3 separate regions of the Mus musculus genome follow, and regions 1 and 3 are each linked to region 2. Evidence: chromatin loops called from intact Hi-C (ENCODE). Cell type or tissue: heart. All regions are shown on one strand.

Evidence for each region. Peaks named below come from ENCODE experiments on the same cell type or tissue, not always from the same donor. Only the 100,000 strongest peaks of a DNase experiment are listed, where the experiment ranks them.
Region 1: a loop joins it to region 2, with 6 times the contacts of the local background. A loop is called at or near these places in 17 of 42 quality-filtered maps.
Region 3: it touches region 2 in a loop (4-fold over the local background); 6 of 42 quality-filtered maps call a loop at or near these places.

Annotation. Positions count from the first base shown.
Region 1 is chr2:84,034,060-84,042,059 of GRCm38, reverse strand. No RefSeq gene overlaps it. Among named protein-coding and RNA genes, the nearest start is that of Zswim2, 97 kb to the right of the region's middle. In heart, a CTCF peak has its summit at 4,596; no DNase peak of the experiment used is centred here; H3K27ac peaks cover 782 bases.
Region 2 is chr2:84,426,126-84,434,125 of GRCm38, reverse strand. Tfpi (tissue factor pathway inhibitor) reads left to right here. Exons shown (of 9, transcript NM_011576.1): 9 at 942-1,266. The coding sequence ends at 1,030. Among named protein-coding and RNA genes, the nearest start is that of Calcrl, 4.9 kb to the right of the region's middle. In heart, CTCF peaks have their summits at 4,181 (motif pointing right) and 5,057; no DNase peak of the experiment used is centred here.
Region 3 is chr2:83,640,487-83,648,486 of GRCm38, reverse strand. It overlaps Zc3h15 (zinc finger CCCH-type containing 15), which reads right to left and starts at 3,909. Exons shown (of 10, transcript NM_026934.3): 1 at 3,760-3,909. The coding sequence starts at 3,834. In heart, a CTCF peak has its summit at 4,108; a DNase peak (open chromatin) is centred at 4,026; H3K4me3 peaks cover 2,479 bases; H3K27ac peaks cover 1,456 bases.

The sequences.
Region 1 (8,000 bases), 390 kb after region 2:
ACAGACCTAGCCTTAGTGGGGCAAACTTATTAGGTAGTCTTTTTCTCCTGCTTTTTTCCTGTCTTTCCCAGAACACTGCCCTCGGTCTACTTGGTCCAATAAGCTAGCAATACAAAGGTGCCAACACATGGGAGTTCTTCCTCTCCATCACAGCCCACACCCAAGCAGTCCTCAGCAAGAAATTAGATGCTAAGTCTCAGATCGCTTGCTCTCACTTGTTTCCCAACATCTTTGTCAGTTTACTATATTAGAGCTGTGTGGCAAGAGTATCGGGATCTTTTTCTGTTCTGTTCTCTCCACCTTAAACACCTAGCACAATAATTCATCAACAACACAAAATCTGACCCACAGAATCTCTGATTAAACTAATGGGAACGGCCTCAGCACTGGAGACAGGTTAAATTATGAGCTCTGTAATACGTTACTCACAGGCTTACGTGATCTGATCCCAGACTGACTCTACATGACACATAATGTTTTTGTCCTACTCCTCGTGGTATTCACAGAGCCCAGCAAAGCCTCCAAAATTAATGAATTCTACTCGATATTAAACAAATAATAATTGTCGCAGGAAGGTTTACCTTGCTGACTCAGGAGGTTTATAGATGAAAAATTCTCCCATTTTTTCTACTCCCTACTTAGCAATTTCTTCTCAACTAACATCAAAAGGCTTCAGCTTGCCACACAACTTTGCAGTTCCTTTCTCTGCTCCTCTGCCTGATAATACACTACACTCTTTAATATTCACTTGAGCCACAGACTGGAAGGATCCTCCAATTCTTCCTTATTACTCTGTGCTTCCGAATATCCTGTTAAAACCTTTAGATGGAATTGAAGAAAATAGGAAGTTATTTCATCCTTTGTTTTTAAATTACATATAAATGTGAATATAGGATATATACATAAAATCATAAAAGCTTTAATGGGATCACATTTGATGTAGATGTTCCCATGCTATTCTCATCGACAACCGTGTCTCATGCCTAGAATATGAAGGTAATCAATAATAATGTCATGTAATAAAAGACTAAGTCTAACCTGTCAATATTTTACAATATTAGGTAGTAGATAAATTTTACAAAAGCTGTTTCTTACACAGAACACAGTAAGTTGCATAAATTTTTATTGAAGATAATAAAAATATATTGGTAATATTTGTTTTTCCATATTCAAAATGTAATGAAAGACTTATCATTTCTATTTCAGTCAATATTCTCTAAACCCAGAATTAATAATATAATTTTAATTTTTATAGTGCTATGAAATAACAATATATTACATTATTTTGGCTTTTAGATACTTAGTATACATTTCATAAGTCATATTTGTGGATATCATCATAATTTGACTGTTTTTCAGTCAAATATATAGCTCTTCCCTGTATTAAAAATGAAGTCTCATAAAGTACTTTCATGTGCATATCAAAGAAACTATAATCTTTCCAGTAAACCCCAACCTAAATTTCTTTCATAAGTAAACACCAAGTGTATAAACATAATATTAACAAGAGAATTTGACTAAATGCTTACTAGATATTATTTTGATAAAAAATTGAAAATTATGAATGCATGTGGCATTTTCTCTAATTGCATAAGGACAGGAAGGCTAAAGGAATGTTGCTTTATTTAAGCAGCTGAATTCTTTGGTCCGATGTCATCTAGACATGTCACAGGGCTTATTCTATATGGAAAGTAGTAGAAATAGGAGGAATACAAAGACTATGCGCTCAGCACTTTTATAATTTATATGGTTATTGTTTATGGTTTGAACATATACAAAATGTCATAGAGGATGAGAAGCTTGGAAATCATTTTTTAAAACTGATAGATCGCTTATGAGCTTGCACCCAGTGAACACTGGAAAGAATGTAGTTAATAATAGTTTGAAGGGTCAAAGGCAGCTAGGACATAACATAGTAACTTAAGAGTAAAGCAAACAGTTGTGGCACTATGCACAGAAGATGATGGGATTATGTCCAATAGGAACGTTTTGCTGTTCATATCATGGAATAACAAAAACTTCAGTCTTTCATTAGAGACATTTTTCTCCCAGTGAATCTTATGTTTATATTTTTATTTTATCTGTGTCATATAACTTACATATTCTGTTTTAATAAGTATTTATGCACCTATCTCCTCAAAGCCTTTAAAACCATGTGCTTCGTTGACACCACCTTGGAATTCCCAGAGTTGGACTTTAAAATTAAAATGAACTTACACCTACATTTTTCTCATCATTGGCCAAGAAGGACAAAACCTTCTTGTCCCATATGACACAAATTTGTTTAATTTTCTGGCACAACACAAGTTCTATAGCAGAAGCTCCAACTCAGAAAGCAGGTCTGACCCCTGCTCCCCCTGGGTGCCGTGTGTCATGTTTGCACCAGGGTACGTGTAAAGAAACATTTTACAAAGGACGATTCTAATCTATCTCTGCAGTTCACTAAACAATAAAGATTTTACAATTGTACCCTCTAAAAAGTATGTGTATGCCGTCAGGTACAACAATTCTGTTTATGGTTCTAAGACAATACGAAGTCAAAGTTTCTGACAACCCAAAGCATTGAAACACTGATAAGTGTAAACAGCATGAAGGGAAAAAACTGTGGGAAACTTTCGGAGTGCTGGGTGGGGTGGGGAAGTACTAGTATTTCTTCAGGATTCCCAGAAGTTTTCATGGAGCAAGCTGACGTGTGTCATAGCTGTGGCATTAAAAACAACAAATGTTTCAGGCAGGCAGTAAAACCATCAGATGAATTAAACTAGAAATGACCTGTGAGCCAGGCCCACATTGTAACTGAATACTTTGTCCAGATAGTATAAAGAGATTTTAAATGTTATTTAGGGTCTGTATATTTAGCTTTTATACATTAAGATACATGTTAGTAACTCTTGTTATGCACATTTCATTCTTGTGAGAATTTCTGATCAAGAAAAAATTTCATAGTGTATGTGTGCATGTTAAGGCTTACAAACATGTTGTGTGTGATGGCTGGATGGCTCAGCTGATAAAGATGCTTGCTGTACAACCCTGACAGCCTGCATTTGCTTTTCACTTAATGGTGAAAGGAGAGGACTGATTCCAGACTTTCTGACCAACACAGAGACAGACAGACAGACAGACAGACAGACAGACAGACACAGAGACAGAGAGAGAGACACACAGAGAGAGGGGAGGGGTATGGGTGCATGCACAGACCTTTAAAATTTTGAAGCTGTGTTGCTTTAGAGAGATCAAGGGGCTAAATGGGAGGGTTGGACAGAGAAAAGAGAAGGAGGAAATGATACTATTATAATTTCAAAAAGATAAAAGTTACTATAAAAAATTTAAGAATTTAAAAACCATATTCAATGTCACTTTCTCATTACATCTGCCTTCATGCATAAAGCAAAATATATACATAACTCATTTTATTTTAAATTTGGGGGCTTCTTTTATTAAATAACTGAAAGTTATTCTTGAAGGTTAGCCCACCTTTGACTCCCTAAGCTGGAAGAAACAATCTTACAGTCTTAGGAGAAATTATACTCAAGTCTATCAAAGAATACACTACAAGCATTCAGATGCTGTCTTGTGAAGGCATACATTTTGAAGAGATTGCATATGTGTTTCTCTCTTAAGAAACTTCACAATGGTCAGTAATGTTGCTCTTTGTATCAGAGATATTTTAAGCTTTTATTCCCCAACTATCTAATGAACTGTGGAGCATCACAGAACACAGCGTTACTATGTTCCAGTGTCTTCTCTTTAAAGGAAACATGCTATCAGAAGGAGAAACAGCAAGTTCTCCCAGGTTACAGACACCTTAGAAGAGGAATGTCAAATGTTCTCTTTACTCCAGATGTTCTGATTTTTCAGCATCTCAGCCTTCTGCTGGATAGCTCTGTCACACCCACTGATGCTGCAATAAATGAACTGCTGAGAGCAGTATCACTAACCCAGGCTCATCAGACCAGCAGTGGTGTGTGTGTGTGTGTGTGTGTGTGTGTGTGTGTGTGTGTGTGTGTGTGTGTGTGTCTGTCTGTCTGTCTGTCTGTCTGTCTGTCTGTGTGTGTCTGTGTGTGTGTGTGTGTGTGGTGTGTGTGTCTGTGTGTGAGTGAGTGTGTGTGTGTGATGTGTGTGTGTGTATGTGGTGTGTGTGTGTGTGTCTGTGTGTGTGTGTGTTTGTGAGTGAGTGTGTGTGTCTGTGTGTGTGTGTCTGTGTGTGTGTGTCTGTGTGTGTGTGTCTGTGTGTGTGTGTCTGTGTGTGTGTGTGTGTCTGTGTGTGTCTGTGTGTGTGTGTGTCTGTGTGTGTGTATCTGTGTGTGTGTGTGTCTCTGTGTGTGTGTGTGTCTGTGTGTGTGTGTGTGTGTGTTTGCAGAATGACAAAATATAAAGAGTCTAATATTTTTCATGCACTTAGCTTTTATTATGAAAGTACGTGGGTATGTGGTAAGGTCGGTTTGAACTTGGGGTCAGATAAAAAGGGCTTCTACTGAGGGGAAGGAGAAACACCAGCTGACCCGTAGAACTCACTGGCCTCTGGATGCACAACTTGGGAAAAGTTGGAAACAGTGTAATCTTTCACAGACCTCTCACTCCCTCTTGTGATCAGTAAGTGAAATGTAAATAGTGCCTACCGGCTTCAAGAGAGCTCCTGAATCCCAAACCTAGACTATAAATCCTAAGTATAATGAAGCAGATACAAAATAAGTTACACTTCTTCAAAAAACTCACTAAAAAGGAAATTCACCAGGATTTGGTGACTGTATTAAATTTGTATTTGTTGTTGTTGTTCAATAGGCACATATTTAAATGTCTCCATTTCTTCATACATAGGACTAAATTACTTGACAAAAAAATCAGAAGTCTTTAGGAGATTGTAAACTAGAACCACTGGCTTACAAGTCACACTTTTACTGAATACAGTGGTATCTGCTAGTCACTTAGTGACTGACTCGGTTGTAAGATCAACTTTCATTTTATGGGAGAGCTTGTGTTCAAATATGACATTTAACTTACCAGAAACCCTAAACCCAGGAGTTAGGGTGTTGACAATTCAGATATACCAAAAGAAACTATCAAGTGTTTAATTTAAATGAAAAGGTGGAAGTATAATAAGATGTTTCAAATGATCTTGAGGAAAACTACATTCTCAGAGACTTTATTACAGTACATCGTTATAATTGCTTTGTTATTAGTTATTATTGTCAATCTCTTACAATGCCTTAATTAGTTAAAAGTTGTCATGGGTATACATGTATAAAAAATGGTTTTGTATATATGGTGTTTGGTTTTATATGTGATCTGAAGCAGCAAATGAGATATACTAAAATATATCACTTGTAGGAACAGAGAAATTGTTGCTTCCACAGACACCTGTATTTAATAAAACTGGAAGATGGAACAAAGTGAAGTGTGACGGTACTCATACCTATAATGCCAGTTGTTGTGAGATAGAAGCAGGAAGGTCACAAGTTCAAGCCCAACCTGGCTACATGAGCTGTAGGTCAGCCTGGCAATTGTCAAGATTGGTCCGTAAGCCAACAATCAAAATTCTCAACATAAACAGTCTCCTTTGGGTTCTCAAAAAACAACTGAAGGAATCCAGTTGAAACCACCTGGTTTTAAATTTTAGATTAAAATGTAACTCAGATGTGTTGTTCTCTGCTAACCAGCATTGCACAGAGCCTTAATTTGCCTTTCCAAGAGTTTCAGTGTTCTCTATAGAAGCTCAGGACATCTGCTTAAACCTCCCCCTACTCAGTGCCTTATACCCCTTTTCTGCGACAGCACACAATTTCACAATGTGTTATATCTGTTTCTTTATGATGATTTCCGGTATATAACTGCAATACCAACCCCCCTCCATGCCCACATATGCATACCCACAAAAAAGGGAGCCACAGTGTAAACGTTGTTTCATGTATGGCCGTTGCAATCATAGGGTCATTTCTGGATATAAGAGTCTTTAACCTACAGTAATAATTCCCATCACACAATAAGAGAAGGTAGAGTGTCAAGCAGCAGCTCCATCCTGTGCCAGATTAGGAATACTCTCTACACTGCCTCAGTTGACTTCATGAAGCCCCCGGTATTAATTTAAATTACCTTTGGCTTATAGAGATGAAAACTTGAAGCCCTGATAACTGACTCACCCAGGGTTGCGTGTCTCTCTCGGTGGCTCCAGTTTTTACAAATAGGTTTGTTTAACTCTCAAGGCCAGGGCTGCTTACCCATACCAAATAAGGACATAATTTTGGTCCATGTATTTTTTTTTTCCGGTGAACTTTGGGTCTCAGATAAAGATAGCTATCCTCTCTTTCTATGTCTGACAACCTTTCTCTTGAGTCTTGAGTTATTCTCAGTCCTCAAATATGGAAACATTCTCAGAGTAAACAAATGAGTATTAGGTCATTAGACCAATTTTCACTTCAGTCCAAGAACTATCATTATTATTATTTATAGGATTTTATTGAGTGTTTTTTGCATGATGAAATACTGTATAATTCTAACCGAACTATATCATGTATCATTAAAGCATTTGGACAGTCATGGAAATTACTCTCTATTTATTGAAAGCTATAAGCCAATTCTGTGTTAGACACAGGAGATATCATGAACTGGTCACTGGAGTTTCTAACTGTTGAATCCTAGCAGTGGAGTGAAGATATAATGGGTTAAGCATCACAGTAGACATTAAAAACGAGGAAAGAAGCAGAACCGGAATCCCACTAGTCCCAGGCAGATCTGGAGATCCCAGGAAGTGTCCAGTGAAAGAGAAGATGACAGAGTTCCATGAAAAGGAAACACTACATGGAAATGGTCAAATTCAAGATAAGCTAGCAACAGTACTTTTCAGGATTTTGGAAGAGAAACCAGAGAAAGGACAGGTTGGGAAAGACATTTAAGTTAAGTTGAGAGATTGAAGTTTTGTTATGAGTAAATCTGTGACTATAAGAAGATGAAACATCTAGCCATAATGTAGGTAAGACACCTACAGGGACTTCTACAGCACTGAGCATAAAAACAGTTAGTTAAAGGACACAGTGGAGTAGTGCATAAATAGGAAAACTGTTAAGATGGATAAGTGATGGGACTATATATGTCATGTGTGTGTGTGTGTGTGTGTGTGTGTGTGTGTGTGTGTGTGTGTACACATGTATGATATAAGGCTGTAATGAAGAGACAACCCAAAGGCCAGCTAGATAAAATACCATATGTAATATACAAAATAATAAAGAAGGGGGTCTATGTATATGAATAATATATAAGCACATTTTATATTTCAGGAGAAATTGTGTTAGTTCTAATCTTAAATTTAGATATGTTATAGTTTGTATAAAAAGAAGGCTGTTCTCAACAGCATTGTAGAGAATAGGAACCTGAGATGACCATTTTAAAGCTAGTGTGATTGGAGAGCAGTTAAGAATGAAGAAATGGCCTTTCCAACTTGGGCCTGGCAGAATGGCTGTCTCAAATAAGGGTGGGGAGAACAAGAAGGGCCATTCTAGGACCAAGGAGGTAGGAATCCAAGAATATACCATCAACACTCACAAGCACATCTATGGAGTGAACACAGAAGCATGCCACTCAGGCCCTCAAGAAATCTACAAGTTTGCCACGAAGGAGATAGGGACTCCAGATGTGCATATTGATACCAGGCTCCATAAGGCCATCTGAGCTAAGGGAATAAGGAATGCTCCATATAATATCCATGTACATTTGCCAAGAAAACATACTGAGGGTGGGGATTCACCAAATAAGCTCTACACATTGGTAAGCCTGTATCCCTGTTACCATATTTTTAAAAATCTACAGTCAATGTGAATGAGAATGTACTACTGAATGTCAAATGAAGTTACAGAACCAACAACAGCAGAAGAGAATGGTGAATAAATATGGGTGAACACTCGGTGAATTACAAAAGGAGGGGGAGGAAGAATGCAAGAGACAGTGGACTGGATGAAGAGATACAAAATGCTATCTTCTGGGGATGAGATATGAATGCATAGCAACTA
Region 2 (8,000 bases):
TAATGACTATTCTCCCACCAACTAAACTTAGATAATGCTGGTAGGTATGCTAGCTATAACTGTTCTGCATTTTTTTTTTTTTTACAAATTATCCATTTACAACAGGTTCAAAATTTTTAATTTTTTTAAAAGATTTTTTACTTTTTTATTTATGTGTATGTGTGTGCATCTGTATATGGGTGCTCTGTGTGTGCAGGTGTTTGCTGAGTCCAAGTCGGGTATCAGGTCCCTGGACCTGGAGTGACAGGGCTCTATGAGGCTCCTAAGGTAAACGCTGGGAAGTGAAGTCAGCCCTGTGCCAGGGCAGTGCACACTCGTAATAGCTGAGCCAGCTCTCTGCCTCAAGCTTCTTTCTTAAACATTTAAGACCTAAGAATTTATTTTTAAGAAATTTGAGTTAGAGTTTCTCTTTGTAGCTCTGGCTGTCCTGGAACTCACTCTGAAGACCAGACCGGCCTCAAACTTAGAGATCTGCTTGTCTCTGCCTCCCGAGTGCTGGGATCAAAGCAGGAGCCTCCATGTGTGGTTGAAAGTTCTCTTTTAATACACAAAACCTTAATGTCCTTCTGCTCCCCCCAAGTATAATAATGATATAATACAATAAAAAGAACATAGAAATTAAATAAAATATTACTTGAATAACCAAATGTTTATTCCACATCTATCCTTTTATGAAGGCGATCATGCATTTTTACCTGAATTGTACTATACTTACCCAGGCTTGGTGACTATAATACATGCAAAATGACTTTCTTAGGGTGGGACTGAGAAGAAAGGAGGGAGGAGGGACTGAGATTTAAATGTCAAGTGAATACATTAAATAAATATATGTACATATACAAAATAGGTTATTTTACAAAAATATGGAGACAAATTAATTTAGGGAATTTTAGACAAATTTTTATGTATTCTCTTCTTACTATTATTTTTTTTTATCGTAGGTCTCATCAAAAACAAGTCAAAAGGAGTAGTTAAGATTCAGAGAAGAAAGGCGCCCTTCGTGAAAGTTGTATATGAAAGCATTAATTAGTGCTAAGATATAAGCACATTAAATTTTTACATTAGTTTCACTAAATATTCCTATACGGTGCTTCTACTGTGATTTTTATTCTTCTACAAACCAGTGTCTTGTTTCCATTGGTGACCATCTATTAGAAGATATATTTTCGCCAGTTATGATCACAAACATTACATACCCTTGACAGTCTAAACCTTTTCGAATGATTTTAATTTTTAACAATGTGAGAAATAAAATCTTTCATCCTGAGCAATCATGTTGACTGTCCCCCTTACTGTCCCCTGCGCCACTCTGCACTTGCTTCCTTATGTAGAACTTGTTGATAATCTCGTTCAGTTAGGAAAGTGCAATCGTACAGTGTGATTTTATTTTTACTTGTCAAAGAGGATAGGACACAACGCCTTAAGAAACCATGAAAAGGCAGAAGAGATGAATGCGTAGTTGAGAGTAGCTACTTCTTATCCATAGGACATGAATTCCTAGGACAGCACTTTCCTTGGGTAGGTAACAGCCATCTGTGATTCCAGTTCCAGTGCTCTGCTGTCTTCTTCTGGGCTCCACAGGCACCTGCCCTCACTTCACACACACACACACACACACACACACACACACACACACATACACACACACACACACACACACACTCACTCACTCATGCATGCACAGATACACATGCACACATAAACTAAAAAAAAAAAACCTGAAGCTTTCTACATTTCCGTCAACAATTACGTCAATTATTGTATAAAACTAAACATATTAAATACCAATTATAAAATTATACACTGTATAAATGCTTCCAGCTCAAACTGTTTAGGTAGCACTGGGTCCATTTGCACAACAGAAGAAAGAAGAAAATGTTGCTAATTCTGGCACTTATTTAGAGGGCGCTGATTTTTCTACCAGTGGTTCTTATTTTATGTTACTTTTATGAAGTTGGTGTTTGTTTTTATTTTCATACTCTTTGGGGATTCCATTCTTTCTAGACTCCTTGATTTGAACTCAGAGGAACACCTGTGTTTCCTGCATCCTCTCTGCTGCATAAAATCCCTTATCTTCCCACTACTCCTACTCAGGAGTAGTCCTTGAATGATTCATACACAGTCACTTTCCTAGACAGTGTTACTCAGAACACTGAAAAAGAGCGACTGGGATAGATTGGTTTCTAGTAGTTTATTTTATAAAAGGATACCAGGGCAGAAAGTGGAAGATGGATAAAAAAGGTGAATGAGGAGAGAGAGAGAGAGAGAGAGAGGGGGTGGGGGGGGGAGAGAGAGAAAGAGAAAGAGAATGTAGCAGATGTTTACCAAATAATAGTTTTGTTACTTAAATAATATTTGTTACTTACTTAATATAGTGAAAAAATATTTAAAAAGTAAGTTTAAACATTAGTTTCAATGAATGAATATATTTTTATGAAATTTAACATTTTCATGAATAATCCCCCAGCAAAATATAAATCAGCATATGATGATACAAATGTGCCAAAATCATGAGTAAGAAAGCTTAGTGATCAAAATTTACAATCATTCTATTAAAGTGAACGATAGGGACTAAATGCTCCCCATTGGTTCTTAACAAACACCAACAGCCTTAGTTTTATAGGGAATATAAAAAGGCAAGACACAGAAATTAGTTCCAAATAGTATGCTGTGTCAAAATTCCTTCCATATGTTTATCATAAATAAAAAAATCCAAGAAAGCTCCATGGTCAAGGGGGAACGTTTATTAAACTCAGAGGCTCTGGCCTCCTGTGTGTGTGGTTGAGACGCTCTATTTTCTCACGGTTTGGAGCCATTTGGATTCATAGACAAAGAGGAGAACAATAATGCTCTTTGGAAGACGATCAGTCATTGACCATGGGGGAGGGTGGTGGTAAGACACCCCAGGAAGATGATGAGTAGGTAGTGAAATAGTTTTCAACATTCCCTCAGACTTTGTAATACACCGTGGATGACAGCACACTCACCGGGGGAAAGCTTTATCGTTTCCCTGAGTGTGACTTGGGAAAGGCTTTGCCCTTCCCGTGGATCTCATGCATCGAGGTCTTTAACCCGGTGGTATCCATATCAACAATACACATCAATGCAGGAATTCACCTCACCCCGTATATATTGGACACTTCCCCCACTACTGGCCAAAGTTCAGGGGATGTCAAGGGAGAGGAGAGGAAACATGGACTAAGTTAGAGGACTGGAGAAGCTGTATGAAATCCTGTCCCCTGGACATGACATGGCTGTCACAATGAGCGCACAGAAGCTATGGTTACAAGACCTGCACCAGATCAAGCCAGTCATCATTCCACCATGGTAGAAGAGAAAGACCACACCCCCCACACCTGGATGAGACACTATTGACTGTAGATGCTTGCCGGGAGAGAGCGACTTTTCTTTAGGAGTAAGGACACTGATAGATTCCCATATCCCAAAGATGTCCCTTTTAGACATGTGCATATGAGCAGCACTAATTAGACTCAATAAGTTATTAAAAGAGAGAGAAAGGAGAGGGGAGACTTGAAGTGGGAAGAATGGAGTTAGGGGGAGATATGATCAGTTTATATCAGATATATGTGTAAATATTTCAAAGGTTCCAAAGAATAAGAATGTTTTAAGCAAAATCTCAAGAGGAGAGAATGATTCTTTTGGCAAATTTTGTATTCTAGTTGCAGTCTGACTGTTTAACCTGGTAGACGATCAATTGATTTGTGCTCAGTGGGTGACTATTCAGAAACTTCTTTCTGGTGATTAAACTTTTGAAGAGCTGGATCCTGGAGATAATGAATATGCACGAAATACAGTCTTTGGGAAAGGTTAACTCAGGTTTAAGTTTTGGTCACATTGTTTTGAATGAATACTTTGCAAACTTAAAAGAAGTTGGCTTGTTAGAAGGTGAGGGACATTTACCAGTGTGTTAGGAATTGTTGAAAATCTGATTTGTAGTCCTCATCAGCTGTTTAGAAGTCCTACATTGGGCATTTGGTGTGTGTATGTGTGCACGTGTGCGTATTTGAGCACACACACACACATACACAGCGAGAAAGAGAGAGCGAGCAAGCGAGCGAGCGAGCGAGAGCACATCATATCTTTTCTAGTTGAGAGTGAAAAAGGAATAGGACTTTGACTCCCGCCAACAAGTCAGGTTTTATGATTTGAGAACAGTTAACACTAGGTGGCAGGAGAAGACTGCAGATATCTAATGCCTCAACTACCACAAAACTCCGTATCTTCCCACAGGTCTTCAGAGTCTCATTCAAAAGTGCATCATGTTACTCTTTAATTTATGCATTATGTGTATTACCAATCATTTTATAGTTATAAATACTTATATTCTAGAGAACGGGGTGGTAGTAAATAAAATGAATGAAAGTGTGAAGAAAATAGGATAAATCATAAATTTCTAAAGACACATAATTTCCCAAATTATACTGACAGTAGGGTGAATAGCAGTGTCTCCTAGTATTGAAAAACATTAAAATTATCTGTCGCCTCTGAATTGAGTGATTAATTTGTTTTTTAGATATATTAGTCATTTACAAAATGACCCATGGGTCAAGATGTCAAATGCAAATTTAAATTAAAAAAACTTTCATTTTCACAATCAAGATTAGTATTCGAAAACATGAAGCATTTCATATCATGCCCAGTATAAATTGCTGCCATGAGAGGAGAAAGCATCATTTTCAATGTGACCTAACTCTGTTCCAGAAATAGAATTATTTTAAATCTTTCTTGGAAAGGGTATTTCTGTGTCTCAAATGAACCGTTCACACGTTAATTCTTGGTCTTGATTTACTACTGGTCCATATATACTTTTCATTCAAACAGGAACACTCCTGAGCATGGAAGGAGAGCTCCCTTAGAACTGAGAAACTAGGCCCCCCTCCCCCCAGCCTGCTTATGGCCAGAGCCCACTCCACCTTTCTTAAACCAGGCATTTCTACATTTGTTACATTGAAGTCCCACCTTCCTGTTTGCCAGTCCCTACTCTTTCTTCTCTCAGCAGTCTGTCTTCAGATTCTCAGGAACACCACTAGTCGGACAAGTTCCCACAGGAGTTCAAACCCACCAAGACATAACAAGAATCAGGCTTTGTGGAGAGATAAAATTTTGGCCGACTCTGATGTAATTTGACTCTCTTGGGGAAAGACATTATGAAATACTATAAGAAATACTACAGGCTCATGAAAGCACTTAATTCCATGTGTGGATGACAGGCATAGGTTGCTCACTTCAAACTCACACTTTGCACTTGTAAAAATCTGACGCACAGCAAAACTCACTAAAACATTATTATTTACCTTTGATAAATGATTTGTATAAATATAGCAGAATTAGTTTTTTAGCTGCAGTAGTGGCATATTCACTCTCAGGAGTAAAAATTGTTTTACCAAATGCAATTAATTATCCTTTGCTTTGGAAAAACTCCTAACAACAGTTCCTAGGTAAAATAGTACAATATGAAGTCAACTTACTTCCTTAATAAATTTTCTTTTTGATGTAAGTGCATAAGAATTATGTGCTTCTCAAATAGCGAATTCTTATAGGGGCTAGAGTACATTAGATTTTAATTACATTAATTATTTAAAAATAAATAATGGATTTTTCATGATTAAAAACACAAAAGAATTGCTATTTCTGAATATTGTAACAACATTTTCACAAAATAATTTTTAAAATAGTTTCTTTGATGACTCTAGCACATTTACTAGGAATGAGCTATCTACACCATGCTCCATGTGATAGTGTTTTGTTTTGGTTGTTTTTAAAGATCTGTGTTTCTAGGCATAGCTATAGAAACTCAAGTGGTCAGTTTAGTCAGCAGAAACCTAAATTTGTCACACATGACTTTGGTTGAGGTTGTCTAACATGTGGACATAAGACTTTTAATTAGCATCCTCCTGATTAATTGCCTTGTGAGGCATGGCCCACCTCATCAGGGGAACCCATCACTTCATTTAGAGACTTCGTTACCTTTGAGCTACATAAAGGACCACAATGGAGGCTGCAGGTCCTGCAGTAACATTTTAACGTGGACAAATGCCACTGTTCCTCAAAATGAGTTTCATCTGTGCATCATTACTCACTATACAGAAACACAGATACTGCATGGATGCACTCTGAGTGGGAACCTTTGAAAGGGGCCTTCTGCATGGGAGCACTCTGAGTGGGAGTACTCTGCATGGGAGCACTCTGAGTGGGAGTACTCTGCGTGGGAGCATTTTGCATGGTTTATGCCCTGTATGGTTATACTGGTAGCATTCTTCTATGCTTTGTCCACTCTCTTTTAAATGGTCAAAACAGAAGACACTTCTTATTTGGTCTTAATTTCCTGAAAAAGAACTATTTTTAGTGTTCATCTGAAAGTACAAACTTGATCACCACTAATCAGATAATTTTAAGTAGCTTCAGTGTGTTCTGGGGAAAGATGACAATGTAAAACACACGTAGAATACATAAGACTGAATGAATGTACTAACAATACCCCATTGGCTCGGAATCACCTGATTTTTGGAAACAGTTTCATTTAGCTTTACCATAGCTATCCAAACATTTGTGTCATACTAAAGCACACACTTGAGAAGTTTCTTCAATCTTTTCACTTGTTTCTACATGTCTCAGCACAGTCCAGCTTCCCCAAAGTCCTTATAGCATGTATTCATATTTTTTTCATGTTCATAACGTGGTAACTTTTAATGACCTTATTATTGGGAAGTATGTTTACTTTTCTTTCTATGAAAGACACATGTATGATACTAACAAGAATTATCCAGACTCTTCATGCACCACAGCCATAAACCTACATACACAACCAATAATTTATACTAAACACTACAGGTTGTATTAAATTTCCCATTTACAACAGCACCATGTATATCTATTATACAGGAGAATGATTGCCGGCTTGTGATCTTTCAGGCATCATCTAAAAGAACGAACCCCTTTACTTACTAAGACTCTGCTGTGTTTGAACAAATCCAATGAGTGAATCAAAAACATGTTAATGCTTTAATACTTACTGGAAATGTATGTAGCTTTGTATACACCAGTCTGTGTCTCAGAGGTCAGATATTCTTAGAAATGGATACAGGAGCATATATGATGATCATTTAGAAGTTAAAATCTAGTATTTGTTTTGCCTGAACTTTAAGCTGTAAACATCATACTTAAAAGTTCTGTCAGTATTGTCCCAGTGAGTATAAACATCTGCAAGGGGACATGATTACTCTCTACTGCTTTCCTCCTGAGCCCCTGTGCAACATGCGACTCCACATCAGAACTCTGTGGTTTCACCCAAGAATGTGTTTTACTGTTTTTCTGATTAATGAGTTATTATTTTAGGAGGCAGTAGTGATTTATAATGCTGACTTTTCACCCCATGAGCTGAAGGAAACAGCACAGGAAAATATAATTCAACAGTTCCCTATAGAAAGCAAAACTAAAGTGTCCACAAAGTAACTTCCCAGTTTATCGCCGTCTCTTAAAACTACATTGTGTAGTTCAGCTTCTTACACAGACTTTCCATTTTCAGTGATGGAGATGGTCAATTATGTCCCATATTTCTAAACGGATGCATCCTATTCTATATCCATATACAGAATTAAAGATTCTGCAATAAATCTCCTCCATGGATCAAGATAGGAAACATTTAAAAATGGCGGTGTCTTTCAGGAACACGATATCCAGAGATTCTGCACCCTGTGTCTTTAGTGCGGTTCCTCATCTGCTAGGACTTTGAGCTCCTCATCTGCTACTTGGTTGTAGTAGCTTCGCTATTCGTCTGTTCCTCCAAGGTGAAGCAGCAAGATTGTAGTAGCTAGTTAGAACTTGCCATTTTCTAAATGTTATAAAATATGTTGATTCAAAGTTTAAACAGACAAATTATATTATTTTATCCATCCTTTCCAGTTTATACGTGAGACATTTGATGCAAAGATCATGTGACTTTTAGTGCTGTCTGGCTTCAGGAGTTATGATTATTGCCA
Region 3 (8,000 bases), 790 kb after region 2:
TCTTCCCACCACCAAAGCCTATGTTTTTTTTCAGAGCCATTCAGGTGAGAATGGTTTACCAAAAGCAGCCCCTCTCCCCCCAAGCCCCCACATGGATCCCATGCTGTCCTTAAACTGAATATATAGCTGAAGATGACCTTGAACCTGATTTCCTTGCTTCTATCTCCACAGTGCTAGAATTACAGAAACATTCCCACAGCCACCCAGTTCCTGCCGTCCTATAGAGTAACGTGGGGCTTCATGTGTGCTAGGCATGCATTCTAACTGAGCTACACCCCCAGTTACAAAGTCTTCTAAACAGAACATACTGAAATAACACTAGTACATCTTAAAAGTTGGATGGTTTACAACCTAAATTATCAATAAAGCCTTTCCCTGGGCTTGGGAAAAAATTTTACCTAAAAGTTGGCACAGGTTTAGGAGTGGGAAAGTATTAGGTAGGAAAGGGAGGTTAGAGTGAATCCGAAACTACAAAATAACTGAATGTATAAGGTTTCAAAAGTTACAGGGAAAAAGGGTGTATTTCAGTGGATGAATTCCGAAGACGATTGAAAAGGAGCTCAGAAGAGGCTGTAAGGAAAGGACTGCTTCCCTCTCCACATACCTAATTGTAGTCTTAACAACCCTGACCTCCTTTCTCCTCTGACCCTTAAGCAATCCTACTCCTTTTACAGGCCAGCTTCCGCTCCTTAAAGGTATTAAAAACGAAGCAGGAAAAAAGCCAACGCTGACGGTGTTCTTCTCAGGTAAGTAGGTTTTATTACTTGGGACCCTAGGGTAGGCAGAAGCTGACACCGCAATAACTCAGTAGTCCTGTCTCTGAAGACACAACCTAATATATTTTGTTGGCTATTTATGAAACAGAGACACTTTGCAAGTATTCAGCTTCAAGCAATCAACTGTGTACCTCAGAAGAAATTCACCAGCAACTAATAGTTTCTCAGTTCTCTTTACAATCCTGGGTCCTTTCTGCAGTCTAGATTACTATTCTTCAGAGCTGCATGTCCTCAGAGGACATATTTTTTTTTTTTAATCTGCTTGCCCTAAATCCAAACACACCCCCAACCCAAGTCAAGAATTATACTTATTTTTCTTTTGTTCTTTAAGACAGGATTTTGTACTGCACCCAAGGTTGACCTGGAATTCACTATGTAGTCTATGCTTGCCTCAAACTTGAAATCCTTGTGCCTCAGCTGCGATTACAGGCTCTGCTTAGTCTACGATCAGAATTTCTGTTGCTCAAAGCTGATTTCAAAGTATTATTCTGGCTGTAGGTAAACAAATGTTATATACTGTTTGGGAACAATATGTGAATGGAGAATAAAACTTCAACTTTACAATACTATGTGATATATTCATTTCAAGGAGAAAATACATACTCATAGTAAATCCATGATATCCCAGACAGCTTAAAAGAATAATAGGAAACACACATAATTTTCTTTTGTTTGTTTTATATGAAATTCAACTCAGAAGCCACAATATAAACTCACTGCATAGCTCCAAAAGTTGTCAAGACATGCTACGGTGTTAGAGAAATTATAAAATAAACCAAACTAGGCTTAATTCTATTACTGCATGTATTAGGATAATTTTAATCAATACTTTCTTTAAATGCACTTATCTTATTTGTTTTGCTTTTTTTGAAACTGGTTTCTCTGTGTAACAGAGCCCAGGCTGTCCAGGAACTTGCTTTGCAGACCAGGTTTGCCTAGAACTCTAAGATATCTACCTGTTTCTGCCTCCCCAGTAGGATTAAAGGTGTATGCCACCATGTCAGCATTAATGAATGTATCTTTGGAGATGTCTTCACTAATGAAAGCTAAAGTTGAGTTCTCTTTACTTCAAAAACAAAAATATTGCAACCACTAAAGAAACCAACCAACCAACCCTTCTTGACTAAGACTGTACAGAGCAGTGGTAGAATTCACCCCTAGAATGTGATGCCTTGGGTACAACCCCTAGAAAACCAACGAAATCTTGTTAGAGATGAAGGAAGACAAAATATATTCATGATTTTTAGGGCTAATAGACTATTATAAATAACTTTAATTTTGCTGTTGTCTTTCGATCGAGACAGGGTTTCTCTGCGCAGGCCCAGAGTCCTGAAACTTACTCTGTAGACCAGGCTACTCTTGAATTCAGAGCTCTACCTGCCTCTGCCCTTCTGAGTGTCATCTCCACTGTCAGGTGACAAAAATTAACGAAACAAAAAACCCTTTAGTCTCATTAATTAAAAGTGGTTATAGGTCCAAGTGGCCTGAAATACATTCTATAATGTTTTGTAACATTTATTTTTGAATGGAAATTTTACTGTTTTGTGGTCTATTTTATATTTATTCAATCTCAGTAGTTTGTAAGTAAAATGCTATTTCTGAATGTCCTTTGTTGGCACAATATTGAATTGCCACCAGATTATTATTCCCAGAGATTTAAGTCTCCCAAATCCTGATTTTTTTCTTCAGATGTAAAGGTGACAATTATTTTTCTTTCTTTTATTTTCCCTTGGACAAGAGTTTCTCTGTGTGCTCTGGCCATTCTGTAGACCAGGCAAACTGTCTACTGAGATGAAAGGCACACACCAGCACTGCTTGGCAACAGTTTTGCTTCCAGATGTTTGGCTACGGCAGTTCTACCTTAGAACTCCAACAGTCAGTAAATTATTAGATGTGTTCACATTAATTTTATTTAAATTAAATCAGCCAACTTTAACTACATACAATCTGACAAAAGATTAATCTCATTAGCGTGTATAAAGGAACCCTGGCGAATTCTCACTTCTATCTTTCAAGGCTATAACAATCAAATGTTGAAAAAAAACGATCATAAGCAAACATCTCATTTCGAAACCCCAAACATTCATTCTGGCTATTTTAATAAGAACGAGCCTACTAAAGGTTACTTTATACTCAGATGCTGTAAAATAGTCATCTTTTCTTCCAACTACATCCAAGTCTATGAGGTACCATTTACTTTTAAATGAGGATTAGTATGGAAGAAATACGTTTATCGAATGTGAAATTTCATTACCTATCTTAAGGAAACTCAAGTAGACAATCGTTGTAACCTGAGGAACATTTAAGAACATCAGTACCTTGCCTCACTCACTGAATGCCTACAAGTTCAATGCATTAAAAGACGCTCGTGTGTGTGTGTGTGTGTGTGTGTGTGTGTGTAGGTAAACTGGGAGCTCCCAATTTAACATAGGTACTGTGACAGAGCCTACGTTTAATTCAGACTCCATGTATGAACGAAGCATTCTGTACAAAACCGCTGGGCCACGCTTTTTGGGAAACCTCTGTTCTTGACACGAAAGTTTCCAGATGGACCAAACACCAAAAGAAACAACAACAACAAAAAAGTGGTAAATAGTCCGCTGGCTCTTGAAAATGAACAGCGCTACCTCTCACTGCCTGATAAAGAAAAAAACCAAACCCAAGGCGTCAGGTCAGTCAGGAGGGGCCTTCCAGAGCGCCACTCAGCTTGTTTTTTCAGGCACAGCCCGAGGAGCCGCGGAAAGTCGTGAGCATCGAAAGGCCGGGCCGGGGGTCCCTGGGCGGCCGAGTGGGCGCGGCGGGCGCGTGGGTGGAGACGCGGCGAGCGCGGGGGCGCAGCGGCCTCACTACAGCGATGAGGGGCGGCGAGAACCACTTCAGTCGGGGCCCACCGGGCCGGGCGCCGACACGTGGCCCCGGGGAGCCGCGCTCCGCAGCCCGGCGAGCCCCAGCCCGGTGCGGCGGGGAGGGGGAGGGGACGTACCTCGATGATCTTCTCCTTCTTCTTCTGCTCCGCCTTCTTGCTGCCCCCGGCCTGAGCCTGTTTCTTGGGGGGCATCGCGGAGGCGGGGGGCACCGGGCCGACTGCGACGCAGATGGCTACCGTCGGGGCGTCCGGCAGCTCGGCGGGAGCAGGAAGACCCAGCCGCCGCCGCAGCGCACGGAAAGCGACTCGCTCATTCGCCGCCCGGATGTGGCCTTTGCGACAGCACGGCGCCGCTATGCACTGTGGGGCGCGAGGCGAGGCGCCCGGAAGTGGAGCTGCGCGTGCGCTCCGGCTGCGCCGAGCCGGGAGGGGGCGTGGATGAGACGTGGGAACTGGGAAAGGCGCGGCGTGTGACGCCTCCTTTTGGTGAGGCGCTTGCCACTTGCTTGGCTTCGTCCTTCATTAGCACCGCGAGTGATGCCTCCTCACCTCACTTGTATAGACCCCTGGCGTAGAGAGTTCTAGATCTAGTTAGCACTGGACAGTACCATCTTGAGTAATCACGGAGCGGCTGCATCAATTATGAGCTACTGTCTTGTCCTCTGGAGGGGCAGGGTTGCAATGCAGCACCTTCAGTATGAAGTTGCGTAAAGAAATAAAGTTTCATTTGGAGATCGTCAGACGTGGAGTCCTAGTGGGTGAAATCCTTAGTTTCTCTTCAAGTCCTGTACTAATTTTAGGGGGCTGCCTTAACGATTCCGGAAAAAAAAAAATCACTATTTTACTATGTCAAACTAGCCTAACAGTATGGGCCAAGCCCAATTTAAGGTTAGTTTAAGTGTTTGGTAAATTCCATAATGACTTTACACACACGATTTCACTCATTACATCTACACTGAGGTACGAATGGTTAACTGTTAGCACTGTTTGAGATGAAACGCAGAAAGAAAGGTGGCTAAATGTAAAATCCAAGATAAGAATTTCAGCCTGGTTAGTCTTGCTTCAGGGCTCTGTTTATATTGTAGACTAAACCAAAAGTATGGCTTTTGATATGCAAATGAATCTACTATTTTTTATTCAGCCAAATACTGACTTTAAAAAAGCACACAATGAATGGCTGTTCTTTTGCATGGTTACTGTTTTACCTACATTGATTAACAGAAGAATCATCCTTCCAGAGAAGGGAGTTATTAGTTTTTCAACAATTTCATAAGCAGAAAACTACTTTGGAACCCTAATGCCACCATGAGGGAAATGGACAGTGTTCATCTGATGGCAACCAAAGCAAAAAGAGACACTTAGGGGCAGGGGACCCAATATTCCTTTCAAGGGCTTTCCCCAGTGATCTACTTCCCTTCATGTGTTCCACTCTCCCTAGGAGTGTCACCCAACTCAACAGGAGCCTTTGTGGAACACTGTGACAGTTTACTTTTCTGTATTATTTATTCTTCAGAAGTTGATTAAGAATTCCTGTAGTAGCAGAATGTAGTAATCTTAATATCCCCCTTTTTAGTGATTCATTTAATGTCTCTAATTTTAAAGAATTTTTTTATGGCAATCGTAAGTATGGAAAAGTTGTAAACAATCTAGAATTTCACAGTCATAGCTGAAAAATCATAGTTCACTATTATCTTTTGTTCCTAACTTCTAACTAAACCTATCCCATGCTAATGCTAGACTATGTGACCAATATTCTTAATATATTCTCTTATATGGAAATTAGAGTTGGTTTTAGTTGTTTATAACCAAAATTTGTTATGGACTGAACTGTTATGGGCTGAATTGTGTTTTCAAAACTCACAACGTCTACTACTTCAGAATGTAACTACATTAGGAGATAAGGGCATTATAAAGGAAATAGGTAAGTTAAAATGAGACTTTCAGCATAGACCTAATCCAATCTGAATGGAGTCCTTATTAAAAAAAAAGGAAAAATTGAGTTTAAAATTTTTTTGAGACAGGGTCTCCTTAAGTTGTTTACATTGGCCTTGAACTTCTAGCCTGGACTGGCTTTGAATTTGCCATCCTCCCATTGAGCCTCCCGAATAGCTGGAATTGCAGATTTGTGTTATGAGCCCTGGTATAAGAGAGAATCTATATTGTGCACAGAAGCAAGAAAAATCACATGAAGACATAGCGGGAAGGTCTGTGTCAAGGAGAGGCCTTAGAAGAAAGCAAACACAGGAACAGGACAAACACAGGGATAGGACGGAGTCTAGCAAGTCAAAGCTTTGAGTTCAATTTCCAGCATCATACAAACCAGGTATGGTAGCACAAGCCTGTAATCTCATCACCTGGGAAGGAGAGACAGAAGAATCAGAAGTTTACGGTCATCTTTGGCCACAGCAAGCTCAAGGCCAGCTTGGGTTGCATAGTACCTTACTCTGTGCATATAGCCTCCATCTTGTTTAAGTATCAAATCTGTAGTACTCTGTTATGGAAACCCCAGCAAAGTAGTACTCTGGTAGTAGTACTCTGGTAAGGCTTAGGACTAGAGTATAGACATTGCCACTGTGGTGAGCAGAAGCTATTTTATTCCAAATCTTTTGATAAAAATAAGGCTAACTTAACTGACCATGTAAATTGCTGACTCATCTCCTGAGTTGGGAAGGTACCTTCTAGAAGTGTTTTTATTTAAATATTTAATGCTTCAAGTCCTTTGACTTTCAGACAGTCTCCTTCAAGTCATTTTCCCCTCCAAAATAAACTATGACAAAAGACTTGCCAGCAGAGCATGTAAAATCTCTTTTAACCTGTCAATTTGAGTTTCTGTACTGTAACCCTTCACCGCAACCTACAGTGACATAACATTTTCTTAAGTGGATAACTTATCTGGTTCTGTTTGAAATACTTCTTGCTACCATTATAATAACTATTATGGCATTTGTCAAGAAGTCGAGATGTACAGTTTCCAAATATTGTTTTGCTTCACTGAAGCCTAAACCACTTTTCATGACCCCCATCAATCATGCCTGTTCCCTAGTAATAGCTTTCCGGTGCTTTCCCATGTCCTCTTGCAATAAGTGCTAGGAGTCTGCACTTTCCCTAGCACAGGAGTGAATGGTTTTTAGCTTCTGTCACTTCAATTGATATTCCTCATTTGAGGCCAACTTTTCCTATTTTCCACCTTCATATACCACTATGTCTCATGCCTTAGAGCTTTTTCAAGGTCTTACATATATGATTGTACAAAGAAAGAAAAGTAAAGAAAAAAGTCTCTATTCCATGTAGGTGCCATAGCTAGAAGTGTTAGTGGACTGTTTTTTTTTTTCTTCAACCTCCAAGTTTAGTCAAATCATAGCCACGCCCCTCCTCCCTCAGTTTGGGTAGAATTGGAGGCCTTACATGTGGTGAGCAAGTGTTTTCTTATGAGCCACATTGTTCTCCTCTTCAGTATAACTCAGATGCCTGCCTTCAATCGCACAATCTTATTTCAAGGCTGCATTTTCACTTGGACTATTTTGAGGGGGCTTTTACTTTCTTTATCTTGTTCCAATTTCTTCACCCAGTATTACTCTCAAAATAAGTCCTCTGATACAACTTTGATGGTGTAACCCTATTACTTAAATGTTTTCTTTCTAACCATGTAGGAATGGTTTTATCACAGGTTTTTATTTTTCCATAAACTTAAGGTTTTTATATTACATTCACGACCATTCTATAGTTACATTAGTGACAATCCTACTCTAGCAGGCATTACTATTTTTTATTTTCTTCATTTACATTTCAAATGCTATCCCCAAAGCCTCCTATACCCTTCCCCCTGCCCTGCTCCCCTATTTTTTTTTTTTTTTAAATACAGTTACTGTCTTAGAAGCTAAGTCTAAACTCTATAAGGATTTTATTCTTTTCTGGAGTTTATGAATGGCCTAGGATTGGTGATTATATCTTGTTCTTATTTTTTCACAAAACCATGATGAATTACATAAATCAGGGATCAGTAAGTGTGAGTCAGTGGAGTTAACAAAGAATTCATATGGAAGATCATATGATGAAAGCAGCAACTTAGACTATGGTAAGTAAGACCTTGATGTCTTTACTGATGAATAATAGTACCTACTGCACCTTGTCTCTTAGAGCTCCATAAGTGTGTTCATAAACATGAATGGTGTGGCCAGATGTGGTGGAAAAGGACTCTCATCCCAGTCTTTGGGACACGGTGGCAGGGAGGTCTGTGAATTCAAGGTCACCCTGGTCTACATAGTGAGCTCCAGGAGAGCCAGGACTATATAGAGGTACCCTATCTCAAAACACCACCACCTACAAAATCCAAACCAAACCAAACCAAACCAAACCAA